Linked DNA regions of Homo sapiens: region 1 is linked to region 2. A link is a loop called in an ENCODE intact Hi-C map of the cell type or tissue named here. Cell type or tissue: Caco-2. All regions are shown on one strand. Each heading gives the region's core, and the rest is flanking DNA. Links, peaks and the distances in the headings are about the cores only. Region 1 overlaps LOC105374557 (a long non-coding RNA gene). Region 2 overlaps LOC105374557 (a long non-coding RNA gene).

Region 1 (5,395 bases), core at 257-5,256, 79 kb after region 2:
AGAGGCTTCTTGCCTGTGGGAACTGTCTGAAGAGTACCTGGTGGTGCAGTTGCTCATATAACAGAGATGATCTTGGCATATCCCTGGAAAAAACATTATCTCATGGTACATGTGTTTCCTCTCCTCCTACAACTTTGGCCAAATAGAATCTATTCTTCCTTCCCTTGCCATCAGAAACTTGATGTTTGCGGGGAGCATGGAGGGATAATCTCACTCAAACTTTAATTTGTATGTTGGTATTCTCTCATTTCTTCCCTGTCTACAAGTATGGATATGTGATTGGATATAACCCAAGAAATAACCTATCCCATAAGTATTGTGAAGGTGCAGAGAGATGCATATAACCCAGTGTGGGGAAACGAGAGTCTATTCCAGGAGTTTTGTTCAAACTTGAAGGACAAAGAACTTCCTTCATGCTGGGCTTGACACTGCAAAATGTAAGGCTACACTACTTGAGTCATCTTATCACCAAGTAGCTTCTAGTTACATAAAGGAAAGCAGAACTGAGAGCAGTAGAGAGATCCGATCCTGGTACACTTGGGAGGACATCTGGATGACATGGTAACTTAAGCTAAATAAACTCTTAGGCTCTCAACATTTTTTGTTAGTTTTGTTGGCTGTTTTGCTTAAGCCAGTCTACAGTCTAGATTGCATTTGCTTACACTTTCAACCAAAAATTACCAAATGTACATACATCTTTCTAAAATATTATTTCATTATTTTTGTTACCATTCTATGTGTAAAATCTATGACGTACAGATTACTATGTATAGTTTGACAAGAATCACTTATTTACTTTTGCTATTCTTTTCTTTTATGTGCTTTATTTCTGTAACAAATGGTCCCTTAGTCTGCCAGAATTCAGATCAGATGTTAAATCTTTATTTTTGCTTCAGTTACCAGTAAGGATCACTCCTCTCCACTTCCCTATTACCTTTTATTTATATTAATTAATTAATTATATTGTATACACCTGATAGTAAGATTAATGTATTCATCTTTTAACTTTCACAATTAGTATAGTGGCTAGTATACAGTAGAAACTTTATTAATATTATTGAATTAACTGAATTGAATTTTTCCCCAAGTTAATAAAACTTCAGGCTGGCTACTTAAACATAATTATAATTTTTACAACAAGGGCAGCAATGTCTCAAATGTTTAACCATGCCTGAAACTTTGTGTTCAGTTCTGGTACAGTCCTTTTGAAGGAACAGAATGGATAATAACAAATTTAAATATTTCTATAAGAAAGTATCAGGCTGAATTATTCAAATTCGTGTATTTAAAGCAATTGAAGAAGCTTGTGATGTCTATTCTGATGTTTGTTTTTAATATTTGAAGAATTGTGCATCCAACTAGAAACAACACTAAAGCCTGTGGTAGAAATTATAGGGGATTAGGAGTATATGCAAGGTACATTGGGCAAATAGAAATATACACTCGGCATCTTCACATACTGTAAAAGTATCATGTTCTTTTAAAAGCTACCAAAGACAGAAGAGAAGGTTAAAGTAGAGGACTTCTAAAGTCTGTCAAATATTCTAGAATATTTAATTTAATAATAGGTGGCAAATACAATTGACCTATAAACAGGAGACAAAGATAATGTTAAAATCATAACCATCACATAGATCTGAACCCATTTAAAAATTTTTTTCAAACATTGTTGTTTCATTGACTAATTAGTGAATGACATCTGAATGATCACAAATATTTTCCAGCTTAAGATTTATATCTCTTCTCAAATTTCCCTTAATCTTAATTAATATTCTACATAGATGAACAGTCTAAAATCAAATTAGGGAAATAAATGTAAACCTGAAAATGTTTATATATATATAGATAAATGAAAGCAAAATACTAGCATGTAAATTAAAAGGTTAAATTTCTGGGATAAAAATAAAACCTTTTTCATTTTAATGTATTAAAAATAATTCCATAATTAGTAATTGAAGGAACATTTTTCTATTATCTCTTTAATTTATTTTTGTCTCCAATTGGAGGTATATCCTTTGAAAATTGTTTCCTTTATATTTTAATAAGAGCAATGCAAATGTCGTTAACACTGACTGTGGTGTTTTAAAACAATGGAAAATTTTGCATTAATTTTATGAGGGAAGATAATAAGAGGCTATAATAAATCATATATAAATCATATAAGATTTTAACCAAAGAAACTGAGAAACATACATTTTAGGAAGATTAAAATGATACATATTGTTTCAAGTAATTATTATGAAGTTTTAAATAAACATTGTAGAACAAGATTGGGTACGTTGATTTAGATTAGAAAGTTACATAATTCTTAGCTTCATTGGAAAAGAGTCTCCTAATAGAGATACCTTGCAAGCAAAATGTTCATTTTAAAAGTTGATACTTAACAGTAGTTCTTTGAGGGGTTTATATACAAATGTGGTCAGAAGGAACCAACTACTACTTTTAGCAATTTTGTACAAGTTTCTGCACCATAAATAGTTTAAGAACGAAGTTAAAATTAGAACTTGGATGGATTTTTTGCCTTATTCAACATTTGATCTAGAAGAGGGAATACAGCTTGCCAATAATTCTAATCTCTCCCACATGTTGAAATATCAAGTCAACCGTGACCCATTTAAAAATCAACTTTAAAATCTCACTATTAGTGTGAATGGGTAGACATGTGTCAAATAATAGACAGACACATAAAGTTATAATTTGAGGCTAATAATTCAAATCATCCTTGTACAAGAATAAAATCTGAGGGAACCAATTTGACACTTTCTATCCCCTCCACTCCTTGCTGACAACAATAATGAATTTTAAAATCTTTAAAAATAATTCACTTGCATTATTGGGCCAATATGGTGATTTGGTCTAAAAGGACAATATGTTATCATACCTCACTAGGAAAGATATAGGAAACAAACAGATCTATAATAATTATAAGAATAAGCAGTATCTTCTTTATGCCAGACTAGTAAACATTCCACATACATTAAATCCCCTAGAAAATTCATGGAGTTGTTTTATTTTTTATTCTTTAACGTATCTGGGGAAATGGGACTCTGTTAGTTAAAAGCAGTGATTCTCAGTCAAGGTTGATTTTGCTCCTCGGGGAACCTTTGGCAAATAAGTCTGGAGACAGTTTTGGCTGTCAAGAGTGCTGGTGGTGGGGGATGGCTGCTACTGGCATCTAGTGGGCAGAAGCAAGGGATGCTGCTGAACATCCTACAAAGCCTTAAGACAGTCCCTATCTCAACAAAATATGATCCAGCCCAGAGTGACATCAATAGTGCTGATTTCTAAAAACTCTGGCTAATAAATGTGTCCCTAAAACTTGTCCGGCAACCCTTAAGCTTTGCATTGAGAGTTGTTCCACTTCGTACTTCATTCCTGTCCATACAGAGAAAAGTTTTAGAGATCAGTAAAGGGTTGAAGAGACTTCAACATAAAGCAGGCCAATATAGGAAGAAAGTATTAGTAAAGGAAGAAAGTGAAAGAGACATTCTTTCATTTTATTTTATCTCATGAATTAAACATATAAAATATAAAAATATAAACATATAAATATAAACATATAAAATATAAAAATATTGAATTAAATAACAATACCTGGAACCTATTTTTGAAATCATTTAGTTAGGTAGATGCAAAAAAAAAAAAAAAAGACATAAAGCAGAACAGAGCAAAGTATAATCAAATTGTAATAAGTATAAGCAAAGTGTAATAAGTGTAAATACTTGAAGTTTTAAGTAGAAAGAACACATATTTGTCTGGCAAAAATCAAAGCGACCTTGTAAAGAAACTTATATTTTTTTTTGACCATTTTATTTTATTTTTTAATAGAGACAGGGTCTCACTGTGTTGCCCAGGATAGTCTCAAGCTCTTGCCCTCAAGCCATCTACCCTCCTTGGCCTCCCAAAGTGTTGGTATTACAGGCATGAGCCACTGTGCCCAGCTGAAATTTTTCCTTGATCTTACTGAATAGGTGAATTTGTAGTAGAAAATGAAAGTGTCTATTTGGACACTTTACTTGCTCTGTATTTTCTTTCTTTATCTCTTCCCTCTTCAGGTCTCTCTTCCTTCCCTCTCCTCCTTTCCCATCTCCTTCTTTGCCCATCTCTCCTGCTGTCTCTTTCCATTTCCATTTATTTGCTTTCCTTTCCTTCTTTGCTTTCTTCAACAAGCATATATTGAATTCTTGACATTTCCTACTCCAGATAAAAATTGAAGGACATGGCCCTAAAAAACTTTCACTCAACTGGAGCATCATAATTATTAAAAAGTAATTAGAAAATAATGTTGAAAGTATCATAAAAGAGAAATAATACAATGCAAATAATGTGCCATTTGGGGGGTAACAGAAAGAGGGGTTAACTAGTCTGAGAAGAAAAGAGTGAGGAATGTTTTCTGGGAGACGTAAATTTTGAATCATGTGAAAAGGGAGAAGTGGATGAGGAAGAAAGGTAAATCAATGAAAGCCTGGAAGGAAGTAGGTAAGGTTCTGTTTTAATGGCCTTCCATTCTCTTATTGCAAAGATAGCATCTATATCCTTTAGATCTTTGCTCTAAAATTCTATCTCAAGAAAGTTTTCCTGATTTCTCTGACTTAATCTCACTCTTTTGTAATTGGCCTATAGAAATACCACTATGTTCCGCCAGGTGCAGTGGCTCACGACTGTAATCCCAGCACTTTGGGAGGCCGAGGCGGGTGGATCACGAGGTCAGGAGTTCAAGACCAGCCTGGCCAAGATGGTGAAACCTGGTATCTACTAAATATACAAAATATTAGCAGGGCGAGGTGGCAGGCACCTGTAATCCCAGCTACTCAAGAGGCTGAGGCAGGAGAATCGCTGGAACTCAGAGGGCAGAGGTTGCAGTGAGCTGAGATCACGCCACTATACTCCAGCCTGGATGACAGAGTGACGCTCCGTCTCAGGAAAAAAAAAAAAAAAAAGAAATAGCACTGTGTTCCCTTCTTTTATGCCTGTTGTCACAGTTGTGATTTTATTTGTATTTATATGATTATTCAATTAATATCTGTCTCCCCATCAGACTGTAAGAATCACAGTATCAGAGACTAGGTCCAATTTTTCTTACCCAATATAGACCACAGCAATTTCAGCAGAGTAGCTGAACAATAAATATTCATAGGAAAAAAGAGATACATAAAATAATGAGGTAAGACACAGAAGAATATTACTGGAGTAATAAGTACTTTCTACAGCATGGCAAATTTTGATTTGCAGGAGAATAATAATACCAATTAGGAAAGGTTCTTTTTTGTCTTGCTAAAGTGCTTGAAGCCTTATTCTATAAGGAATGGGAAAACACGGAAATACTTCAACCAGCACTGGGAATTTGCAATCATATTTCCCCTTAAATAACTTACTTAAACAACAATGTAAAGGA
Region 2 (5,395 bases), core at 234-5,233:
GTAGCTGACAATGTAGACAAAATATAAATGTATGAGTTTGTCTGTGTTCTAATAAAACTTTCTTATGAAATGTAAACTTAGAATTTCATCTGTCACACAATATTATTTTCATTAGTCACATAATTATTATTCTTTTCATTCATTCCAAGCATTAAAAATATAGAAACCATTCTTATTTGTTGGCTGCACAGAAACAGTCAGCGTGCTAGATTTGGCCTATGTATTATAATTTACTGACACCTGGCATCTACTATTTATTTGTTTGCAGAAGAGAAGAAGGATTTTTATAAAGTGCTGATAGGTACTAGGCTTTGATTTACCAGTAATTCATGAGTTCCTAGAATAGTATGCATCAAATAGTAAATATCCAAATATGTGTTGAATGAAGATAAATATATCAAAACTTGGTGACATCAGATTCTGGCCAGGAAGAAAACAAGAATAAATGTCATATTTTAAGTTGGTTGGTTCTTCTGCTCAGGACAAAACATTAGCTGACTTTAAATTGATTAGGATCATCCACTAAACCTCCATGGTATCCAGAGTTTTTGTATCAATACTTCTAGAACTATTGCTGACTGAAAAGTTATCTTACTAATATGTTTTCTGAAGAATATTTACCCTTTCACTGGAGATTACTATGAGCTTCCCTTAGTTGAGACATTTGGTTTAATTTATTTTCACTGCACTGGAGAAAGAAAGACATATTTCTCAAAGATTTTCATTTGGTATTATTATTATTATTATTAGTTTGAAATATAGACAATAGCAGTCAGGGCCACAACATGGAAAATAAGGTGGAAAAATTATGTCACTTATATTACTATTTTTATTCTCTAATTTAACTTTGTCTTAGGTTTCCCAAGGCCAAAATGAAGAAAACCGTTGAAGTACCCTTTATATTACTTTCCCTTTTCTCCCATTTCTTTCCTTCCTTCCATTTTGTTTCCCACATATTCCAATGACATCTCCAGGCTTACAGAAAATTCTCCCTCTCTCTCTCCTTTCCCTCCCTCCTTTCCTCTTTCTCCTTCTCTTTATTCAGACATTTATGTCCTTGAGACTTCTGGTTTCCAATAAAGTAACATGACTAATATTTAAAGTGTAATTTATTCTGTTTCTTGGTAGATATATACTAATATTTTCAGAATATAATCATATACCCTGAATCCAAAAAATAACAGTCAAAAAGAAAACAAACATATAAATGTGGCATTGTAAAAATTTGTCTGCCAAGAGTCATCCATGAAAATCATCTGGGGCAAAATGTGATGCCATTTTGGTTCAATCAAATAATCTAGTTTAAGCAGTAGAGCTGCATTTTCAGAGTTGTCACATGATGTGGGGCTCACAGAATTTTAGTTTTGTAAGATAACCAGACTTTTTAAATCTAAGAGATCTTTGAAATTCAGAACTAGAAAAAAAATGTTACAAACTTCTAATTAAAAAATGGCATTGGGGAATGCAACAGTCTGATTGGGTCAATTGCTTCCTGCCCTAGTTTTATGAATTGAAATTACTTCTGCTTACTAATGGCATTTGAAAAAACATTAAACTGTTTCTACATATCAAGGTTAGACAGGTTAATGAAGAACAGGGTCCTCAGGCATCATTGTTTATAAAATTTGAGCAACCATGTATGAGTAAAAGTAGGATATTACGACATTACCATCGCATGAAGTGTTTTGAACATAATTCTATTGAATTAATCGCTAGCATTCTTTTTCTGGTGATTAATTCTCTTTTTTCTTTAACGTTCCCAATTTCTTAGAATTCTTATCCCAATTCTGACCTATTTTCTGTTTTTTTCTCTTTACTTTTATTTTTAAACTCTTTATCTCTTTACTTTTCTATATATGTAGAAAAATGTTTTCTAAGTATTTGTGTTAATTGATTAAACTATTTTCTGTTCAATAACTAAAGTCATAAACAAAATTATATAATCCCGAATACTATCTTTTGCATCTCTCTAACACTTAAAACAAGGGAGAAAAATTTTTAAAGCAGGTTTGGAAGACATAGAGATCTCATTTGGATCCTGGATTCCTTAATTCTACTTTTCTAAAAACTAAGAAACAAAACAAAAAAAACCCTTAATTCAAACTGGTTTAAAAACTTGTAATGTGTATTCATTTTTGTTAGAATTGAGTGCTTAATCCTCTCATTAATTAACACCTTTTTTTTCAATATGTTTATTAAACCTGTGTTATAAAGAAGGTACTTCGTTTGGTATATTTCATGATAAAAAAAAAGATCTTAAGGCATAATAACCACCTTAAGAAACTAAGAAGAGTTGAATGATAGATGTACGTTTATATCTTCATATTAGTATATGATGCCAGGCAATACAAATTGGAAATATAAAATCCTTAAAAACACAAAACTAAATATTGATCATAAATCATGGAAATATTTGAGTGGTAGATACAAATTTGGTTATTCTAGAATTTCAGGCAACGAAAGTTTATGTAATTGATTAAAGTTTGAGAAAATAGAGCCAATAAGGCACAATGAATTTATTTTGTAGGGGTATGGTTTATGGACGTTAATCTTGAGCTATGATATGGTGAGTAAAAACAGATAGCAATGGAAACATTAGAATGATAAGTTATGTCATTTCTATTTTTCCTTAGGAGTATTTATGGACCTTAAGCCAGGAGCTTAAGGGTAATTTGGACCATACTAGCCACATAGGTCATGACAAATAATCACATTTGTAGTAATTTTGGTGCCTTAACGTAAGCAAGTGTTGTACAGTGAGTTTTGGCATGGCATTCCAGAGATGTATAGAAATTCTAGTTACTTATACATTTTAAGTTTAAAAGAGGTCTGGAAGCAGATACTGACTTTAAATACTAGCGAAGTTTAATTACTTCTACATTCCCCAGTTTTGCGTGTTTGAGGGTCACCAGGTGGTCTTTGCTCCCTTCTAAATTCCTCAGATAAGGAGTTTTCGTCTCTGAGGCCTGTTCAGTGGTCACTGGGTGATTTATGCTCTTCTCAGTAACCACTGTTTACCTCACTACTGTAGATTTTCTCTGCAGTCAGAAATCTCCCCCACAAGAGAACAATTTTTCAGAGCTATTTCTGTGGATTGTAGCCCCTCTAAATAGTCATAGCAAAATATGTCAAACACGTGTGAACTCAAAAGTATCTGAGACAGGTCTCGATTAATTTAGAAAGTTTATTTTCCCAAGGTTAAGGACGTGCCTGTGACACAGCCTCAGGAGGCCCTGAAGACATGTGTCCAAGGTAGTCGGATCACAGCTTGCTGTCACACATTTTAGGGAGACGTGAGACATCAGTCAATATGTATAAGATGTACTTTGGTTTATTCCAGCAAAGTGGGACAACTCAAAGTAAGTCTTCCAGGTTATAGGTAGATAAGAGACAAAAGGTTGCATTCTTTTGGGACTTTGATCATTCTTTCACTGAATACACAACTTACATGAGAGAGGAGGGTAGAGGGATAGTCACGTATGCCTTTAGTCTGACTCACTGAATATGCATTTTTACGTAAATGATAGGACAGAGGTAGTAATCAGATATGCATTTGTCTCAGGTGAGCAGAGGAATGACTGAATTCTGACTGTCCTTTGTCTGGCACCTGTGAAATAAGCTAGTAATTTACATGGCTTGGGTAAAATTCAACAGAAGTGTTTGAGGGTAAAGATCTTGAGGCCCACAAGGAAATTCCTGTGGACAAATCGTGAGGGAGATGTGTAGTTGTTTTTAATTTGTAGCTAACTTATATAAGAATAAAATAGGAGGCAGGTTTGCCTGATGCAGTGCCCAGCTTGACTTTCCCTTCTGGTTTAGGAAAGGAAATAGGAAAATAAATCTTTGGATTTATACAGAAATATATACAGAAGTATATTTTCAAGTAAAATGTGCTGGTTTCCTTCGGTTCCCCATTTGAAATTTAATTTTCAGAAAGTTTCACGTAATAGAGAAGAATTGGTAGCTATGTAGAGATTTGGGTTAAAAGTTTTGAGACAAGAGAGGAGAAAGCATATATAGGAAAAAGCAGGGAAACAACATCTCAAATTTGAATACATTACCACATACCTTTTTCAATCAGTCTATTCGTCCTCCAAATAGGTCAGTTCAGTTAAACAGCTCTGTCTCTTTTCAGGAGGAGCATTGCAGATGGGACCCATCAAGGTTAGGTCTCTTTGCAGTGTAAGAATAAGGAAATTTAAAAGAGACTTTTCTATGTAAACAAACAAAAACTCGCAAAGCCTAACGTCTGGAGTATTCTCCAAGCTACTTTCTGAGTCTGAATAGCAGCTCACTGAGAAGATTTCTGAACCTGAGCTAAAGTATTTTCAGCTGGAGCAGAGCAGGCAGTGGCAAACTGACAGAATTTCCTGGTTTGCAGTTTCAATGTTATAAAGCTTGTCCATCTGCAAGCCATCAGGGTAATTTCTCTGAATTATATTTATCAAGTTGACTAGCTTCAGCATTCAAAGCCTCAGGAAAAGCAGTTTCAATTTTAGTGAAAATTGAAAAAAATCAGAAGGATGGGAGGAAATTTGAAAAATATTAGTTTGGAGATTCAAAGCTTAATATTGAAAAAAAAACTAAAAGAATTCAGTATCTAGTCCAGACTGTAGATAAAGAATAAAATCCTCAAAATAATGAGCTAGAATCTAATAACAGATGTACTATACTTGCCTTTTTTAAACACAATTTTTCTCTCAACATTCACTCCCATTTCTACCAAAGATATTTAGTCAGACTAATTCGTTTGAAACATAAGTTTAGTCTCATTCACTTGACAAGATTATTTGCATAAAGTGTAACAAGAACAGTGATTGATAATATAGGCTTTTAAAAAGCTGGCTTTGCTGGAATTTTTTGTAAGTGACTTCAGGTTAGATTTTTAAAAGGCCTGTGAAGGCTAGGAGCCAAGAGAAAGCCTTACCATCTGACTGCATCTGTAATACTTCTACAAATTGGTAAATTTCTCTTTTCTCAAAGTTCTCAAAATATTTTGAAATTCCTGGGCCTGTCAGAAAGTTACATTCTTTACTTATCATAAAGCCAGTAAACCTACAAGGGAAGGGTGTAGACAAGGTATATGAGGCCAGTTTTTCTGAGGGACTTTTACTGGCTTTATGATTCACTTCGGTTCCTGAAAGCTATCTGGTCAGATCAGAAAATATGACATTATTTTCAAAACCTTGGTGAAAGAACCAGATTTCCAATTGTGTGCTGTTAACAAAGACATTCTTATTGAAATTTTGCAAATAATTATATTGCCGTAAAATAAGAATACTCACGAATAAATTCTAAATTCTAGAGAGATTAGGTAGACAGGAAGGTAAATATTTCAATTCTGTTTACAATAGTATGCATTACCAAATTGCTGCAAATTATATATAGGTTAAAA

Evidence for each region. Peaks named below come from ENCODE experiments on the same cell type or tissue, not always from the same donor. Only the 100,000 strongest peaks of a DNase experiment are listed, where the experiment ranks them.
Region 1: a loop joins it to region 2, with 5 times the contacts of the local background. A loop is called at or near these places in 1 of 110 quality-filtered maps.

Annotation. Positions count from the first base shown.
Region 1 is chr4:28,355,972-28,361,366 of GRCh38, reverse strand. The region is part of intron 2 of LOC105374557 (a long non-coding RNA gene); the gene reads right to left. Among named protein-coding and RNA genes, the nearest start is that of MIR4275, 460 kb to the left of the region's middle. In Caco-2, for the core only: no CTCF peak of the experiment used is centred there; a DNase peak (open chromatin) is centred at 3,156.
Region 2 is chr4:28,434,464-28,439,858 of GRCh38, reverse strand. The region is part of intron 2 of LOC105374557 (a long non-coding RNA gene); the gene reads right to left. Among named protein-coding and RNA genes, the nearest start is that of MIR4275, 380 kb to the left of the region's middle. In Caco-2, for the core only: no CTCF peak of the experiment used is centred there; DNase peaks (open chromatin) are centred at 2,958, 3,258 and 3,578.